2 separate regions of the Homo sapiens genome follow, and region 2 is linked to region 1. The links are chromatin contacts, found by Hi-C or POLR2A ChIA-PET in ENCODE. All regions are on one chromosome and are shown on one strand. The core of a region is the stretch at or near the end of the contact, and the rest is flanking DNA. Distances in the headings are between cores, read along the strand shown. Region 1 overlaps SMIM14-DT (SMIM14 divergent transcript). Region 2 overlaps KLB (klotho beta).

Evidence for each region. Hi-C counts contacts between places; a loop is a spot of excess contacts on that map. ChIA-PET counts read pairs that join two places held with the same protein, here RNA polymerase II (POLR2A). Pooled maps may share reads with other maps.
Region 2: a pooled map shows a loop between it and region 1 (2.3-fold over the local background). The contact joins two enhancer-like sites. A Hi-C loop is called at or near these places in 1 of 168 maps with a recorded cell type or tissue (ovary) and 5 of 50 pooled maps. POLR2A ChIA-PET finds 5 or more read pairs at or near these places in 6 of 52 experiments (H1, K562, PC-9 and 3 more).

The regions. Positions count from the first base shown.
Region 1 is chr4:39,654,850-39,657,955 of GRCh38, forward strand. All of the region lies in intron 4 of SMIM14-DT (SMIM14 divergent transcript), which reads left to right. Among named protein-coding and RNA genes, the nearest start is that of SMIM14-DT, 17 kb to the left of the region's middle. RefSeq lists a silencer at 2,786-2,986. Within about 2 kb of position 1,287, at least 4 of the 41 ENCODE cell types and tissues checked have a DNase peak (open chromatin) inside an H3K27ac peak, as active enhancers do.
Region 2 is chr4:39,445,489-39,448,519 of GRCh38, forward strand. It overlaps KLB (klotho beta), which reads left to right. Exons shown (of 5, transcript NM_175737.4): 4 at 844-1,987; 5 at 2,813-3,031. Among named protein-coding and RNA genes, the nearest start is that of RPL9, 12 kb to the right of the region's middle. RefSeq lists an enhancer at 1,641-1,830. Within about 2 kb of position 1,388, at least 13 of the 41 ENCODE cell types and tissues checked have a DNase peak (open chromatin) inside an H3K27ac peak, as active enhancers do.

The sequences.
Region 1 (3,106 bases), core at 37-2,536:
CCCGGCTAATTTTTTTGTATTTTTAGTAGAGACAGGGTTTCACCATGTTATCCAGGATGGTCTCAATCTCCTGACCTCGTGACCTGCCCGCCTCAGCCTCCCAAAGTGCTGGGATTATAGGCGTGAGCCACTGCGCCCAGCAATATTAACTAAAAATATTCTAAGACAATACAGGCATGCAGTTAGATTATCATCAGTGCCCTGTTTAAAAGATTTAAAAAGTCTGGGCTAATGCCTATAGTCCCAGCACTTTGGGAGGCTGAGGCAGGAGGATCACTTGAGCCCAGGAGTTTGAGATCAACATGGGCAACATTGTGTCTATTATTTTTTTTTTTAAAAAGGAAAACAAAAAAAAAGGTAAAATATATTAAGGATAGAATATTACCTAATTTAGGGGGAAATGGAGAAAAACTAATAAGCAGAATATTTTGACTTCAGAACCCCACTACTTAAGAGGGAAGTCAAAACTGGCTGTTCCAATTCCAATTCCAACCATCCTCAACACATAGCAGTTTACTTGACATTAAAATACTTGGCTACACTTTCAGTTGCTATGATATCAGGATGTAGTTGGCCAAGAGTGTGGTCAGATTCCAAAAAATGATGTTATGATAGTCAAACATACAATATAGTTTAAACATAATCTAGAGTCTCCTCTAACTCCAAGCTAAGGGCATCATGGTTCATATCTAAACTGAGAGTGTGAGAAAATGTAAAGAAAGGTGTTCATGGATAAATTGGTATGTTTTGTGAAATGTTTTGTAGCATCCAACGTGAATTGAAATGGGAAGAAGTTGGAAACAGAAACCTACCAAGAAATCACTTTTAGTTCTTGAGTATTAATTAACTAGGGCCAGAGCAAAAGTTTTGAGAGAGCATAAGATCAGTTGAATCCAGCAGATAAGAATGAAAGAGATGATATTTGGCAATATTTTGAAAACATAGTATTAAGCAGTCTTACCTTAAAATTATAGAAAACAATATATTAATATTTGTATTTGGACTGGACAAAATCTATGACTAAAATTTCTAGGCAGAATGATCTATAACGGGTGGAGGCCTGCTTTTCCTACTGGAAGACTACTTACAAACATAATTTAAGACCAGATACAATTTCGATGATTAAATCATAGAACTACTGAGTAATATAAGGCCAAGGACAGAAACTGTGGTTATTTAGTGATTGAATAAACATGACATAGAAACAGAACACACAGTACTTGGCTTTGATAAGTAGTTCTCCACCCAAATACTGAAAATCATAAGCAATGACTGCCATTAAATTATGGATGACTCTGCCCGCCAGTTGTTTGCAAGCAGAGTAAATAGACCATCAGGGACAGGGTAAAGTGAAACTTAATAGTCATTAGCCAGCAATAGTTGAGCAATTTTTTTTTTTTTTTTGAGATGGAGTCTTGCTCTGTCACCCAGAATGGAGTGCAGTGGCACAATCTTAGCTCACTGCAACCTCCACCTCCCAGGTTTAAGCGATTCTCCTGCCTCAGCCTCCCGAGTAGCTGGGATTACAGGTGTCTGCCACCATACCCGCTAATTTTTTTTGTACTTTTAGTATAGAGGGGGTTTCACCATGTTGGCCAAGCTGGTCTCGAACTCCTGACCTCAAGTGATCCACTCGCCTTGGCCTCCCAAAGTGCTGGGATTACAGGCGTGAGCCACTGCACCTGGCCTTTTTTTTTTTTTTTTTTTGAGACAGAGTCTCACTCTGTCACCCAGGCTGGAGCATGATCTCGGCTCACTACAACCTTCCCCTCCCGGGTTCAAGTGATTCTTGTGCCTCAGCCTCCTGTGTAGCTGGGATTACAGTGCACACCAACACGCCCAGCTAATTTTTTGTATTTTTAGTAGAGATGAGGTTTCGTCATGTTGCCCAGGCTGGTCTCAAACTCCTGAGCTCAGGCAATCCACCCACTTCAGCCTCCCAAAGTGCTAGGATTACAGGCGTAAGCCACTGCCCCAGGCCATCTTGAGCAATTTTGATGTGCCAGGTCTTGTGCTATGCGTTGGGCATAGTATATAATTTTCCCAATAATGCTGTAGCTCAGCAGTCCCCAACCTTTTTGGCACCAGGGACTGGTTTTGTGTAAGACAGTTTTTCCACCGGCTGGGGTAGGGGTAACAGGGGGAGGGGGATGGTTTCAGGATGAAACTGTCAACTATAAATCATCAGGCATTAGATTTTCATAAGGAGCACGCAACCTAGATCCCTCACATGCACGGTTCACAATAGGGTTCGTGTTCCTACGAGAATCTAATGCTGCCGCTGATCTGACAGGAGGTGGAACTCAGGCAGTAATGCTCACTCAAGACAGGGTTTCACCATGTTGGCCAGGCTGGTCTCAAACTCCTGACCTCAAGGGATCCGCCCGTCTCGGCCTCCCAAAGTGCTGGAATTACAGGCGTAAGCCACCGCACCCGGCCAGCAAAATTTTATTGGAAACTCAAACAACTATTGCCTGGGCTCTTGGAATTCTCACTATTCTGAGGTAAAGCTACAAGCCATGTGTTTGATTTGGATACATCTGGGATTTTCAAGTTCTGGGATTTTTTTTTTCACCCTAAGTTGATTAACAAAGATGGACTAATAGAAGTCAACCTCAGGTTCGCTCTTTAAACCGAGATCAAAACCTAAACAGCCAGTTCTCTGCTGCCTCGTCCTGGTTTCCTTTAATTGTCAAGAATTAAAAGGTGTAGAAGGCATTTCTTCAGAGAGAGAAGGGGAGAGGGAGAGAGAGAGGAAATGAAAGTCAAGCTACTGTGAAACCTAAAGTTCCATGAAGTTAAAAAAAAAAAGTCCCTAACCAAATAGTCTAGTTCTCTATCACTCAGAATCTCAATCACTTTGTAAGTCTCACCCAGGTAAGTGTCCAGACATGACCATGGAGGGAAGAATAAGCAGGAATTTGTCTGCTTCTGCTTTCTGGTAGTACTTTTTTTTTTTTTCAAGACGGAGTCTCGCTGTGTCGCCCAGGCTGGAGTGCAGTAAACTGATCTCAGCTCACTGCAAGCTCCACCTCCCGGGTTCACGCCATTCTCCTGCCTCAGCCTCCCGAGTAGCTGGGACTGCAGGCGCCTGCCACCACACTCA
Region 2 (3,031 bases), core at 138-2,637, 210 kb before region 1:
TTGAACTTTTCTTTTCTTTTTTTTTTTTTTTTGAGATGGAGTTTTTGCTCTTGTTGCCGAGGCTGGAGTGCAATGGCATGATCTCGGCTCACTGCAACCTTCGCCTCCTGCGTTCAAGCGATTCTCCTGCCTCAGCCTCCAGAGTAGCTGGGATTACAAGCATGCGCCTCCACGCCTGGCTAATCTTGTTTTTTTGTTTTTTTTTTTTTTTTTAGTAGAGACGGTGTTTCTCCATGTTGGTCAGGCTAGTCTCAAACTCCCAACTTCAGGTGATCTGCCCGCCTCAGCCTCCCAAAGTGCTAGGATTACAGGCATGAGCCACCGCGCCCGGCCTGGATTTTTTAAATACAAGTTAGAAATTTGCATTCAGCAAAAGCAAGGGGTCATTGCCTACCCCACCGCACCAGCCTTTTTAAGGAATTGTGCCTGGGGTCAACCTCCTCTTCTCAGTGAAATCTCTACAACAGGAATTTCAACTTTGTCTTCAATTTATGGCAGGGTTTAGAATCTCTTTTGTAATTGCTTTTAATTGAGTGTACCAAGCCAATTTCCTGATGCATTTGAACAGAATCACTTCAAACCCCACCATATATAACCTAGGGTTTAAAGTTAAATGAACTGGAAAATGGCTTCCCAATGTTTTCTCAAACAACTTGTTTTCCAAGCCAGGACCTGGGTGTGGCTCCTTCTCTGTTTTCTGGTCTCCTTGGGAGATTTCAAGGGCTGGAATAGGCCTGGCGTGGTGGCCTGTAATCCCAGCACTTTGGGAGGCAGAGGTAGGCAGATCACTTGAGCCTCCATCTGCCAGCGCATGCTTGACCTAAATGAGCTTGTTTTTCACAGCCCGAGTCTGTGGCTTCGTCCCCACAGTTCAGCGATCCTCATCTGTACGTGTGGAACGCCACTGGCAACAGACTGTTGCACCGAGTGGAAGGGGTGAGGCTGAAAACACGACCCGCTCAATGCACAGATTTTGTAAACATCAAAAAACAACTTGAGATGTTGGCAAGAATGAAAGTCACCCACTACCGGTTTGCTCTGGATTGGGCCTCGGTCCTTCCCACTGGCAACCTGTCCGCGGTGAACCGACAGGCCCTGAGGTACTACAGGTGCGTGGTCAGTGAGGGGCTGAAGCTTGGCATCTCCGCGATGGTCACCCTGTATTATCCGACCCACGCCCACCTAGGCCTCCCCGAGCCTCTGTTGCATGCCGACGGGTGGCTGAACCCATCGACGGCCGAGGCCTTCCAGGCCTACGCTGGGCTGTGCTTCCAGGAGCTGGGGGACCTGGTGAAGCTCTGGATCACCATCAACGAGCCTAACCGGCTAAGTGACATCTACAACCGCTCTGGCAACGACACCTACGGGGCGGCGCACAACCTGCTGGTGGCCCACGCCCTGGCCTGGCGCCTCTACGACCGGCAGTTCAGGCCCTCACAGCGCGGGGCCGTGTCGCTGTCGCTGCACGCGGACTGGGCGGAACCCGCCAACCCCTATGCTGACTCGCACTGGAGGGCGGCCGAGCGCTTCCTGCAGTTCGAGATCGCCTGGTTCGCCGAGCCGCTCTTCAAGACCGGGGACTACCCCGCGGCCATGAGGGAATACATTGCCTCCAAGCACCGACGGGGGCTTTCCAGCTCGGCCCTGCCGCGCCTCACCGAGGCCGAAAGGAGGCTGCTCAAGGGCACGGTCGACTTCTGCGCGCTCAACCACTTCACCACTAGGTTCGTGATGCACGAGCAGCTGGCCGGCAGCCGCTACGACTCGGACAGGGACATCCAGTTTCTGCAGGACATCACCCGCCTGAGCTCCCCCACGCGCCTGGCTGTGATTCCCTGGGGGGTGCGCAAGCTGCTGCGGTGGGTCCGGAGGAACTACGGCGACATGGACATTTACATCACCGCCAGTGGCATCGACGACCAGGCTCTGGAGGATGACCGGCTCCGGAAGTACTACCTAGGGAAGTACCTTCAGGAGGTGCTGAAAGGTAAGGGCGGGGCCCCTTCAGACACAGGGCAGAGCGAGATTCCTGTTACCTGACAAGAACAAAGAATGGGAGCAGCAGGCTGGTGCCTGACAGCATCCAATTTGTGGCACCCAAGTCCTGTCAATTGAATTTTGTCCTGAAAACTGGCCTATGGGATTTTTGAAAAAATTTTAAAATCATAAAAGTAACACACACCAATTATAGAAAACTGGGCACGTGGAGAAGTTTTTAAAAAATCACCTGAAATCTCACTCCCCAGGATAAACAGTCACTATTTTGGGTTACTTATTTTCACCATGCTTGCTAGGCTTTAAAAAAATGGTTGTGGGTAAACAGGTGTATAAATTTATGGGATGCATGAAATGTTTCGATACAAGCATGCAATGTGAAATAACCACATCATGGTAGCTTAAGCGAGCGACAGTGAGTGAGTGGGTAAAACCAACTGTGATTCCTGGGCTGCACCAAGAGCACATCTGAGGTTCACAATCAGGCCAAATAGGCAACGTTTTTCTGCTTGTGACCCTTTAAACAAAAGTGACAACCTTCATTGCTCTGCTCCTTAAATTTGCTTTTTCCTCCAAGAGTTTTTGGATTATTTATGGATCAAGTTTCACTACAAATTTTTCAGACTTAAATTATACATATTTTCACCTTCTCCTTTACATAGATCATAAAAGAATAAATGTCAAAAAAAACCCTCTAATAAAAATCACTACCTTTATTATGGGCATAATTTTAGCTTGTTTCAATGAAAACTAAATTCTTCCTCAAAGATACTTCATAGTCCATTTGTGATTAATGTTAATTTCTTATCTTTTTCAGCATACCTGATTGATAAAGTCAGAATCAAAGGCTATTATGCATTCAAACTGGCTGAAGAGAAATCTAAACCCAGATTTGGATTCTTCACATCTGATTTTAAAGCTAAATCCTCAATACAATTTTACAACAAAGTGATCAGCAGCAGGGGCTTCCCTTTTGAGAACAGTAGTTCTAGATGCAGTCAGACCCAAGAAAATACAGAGTGCACTGTCTGCTTAT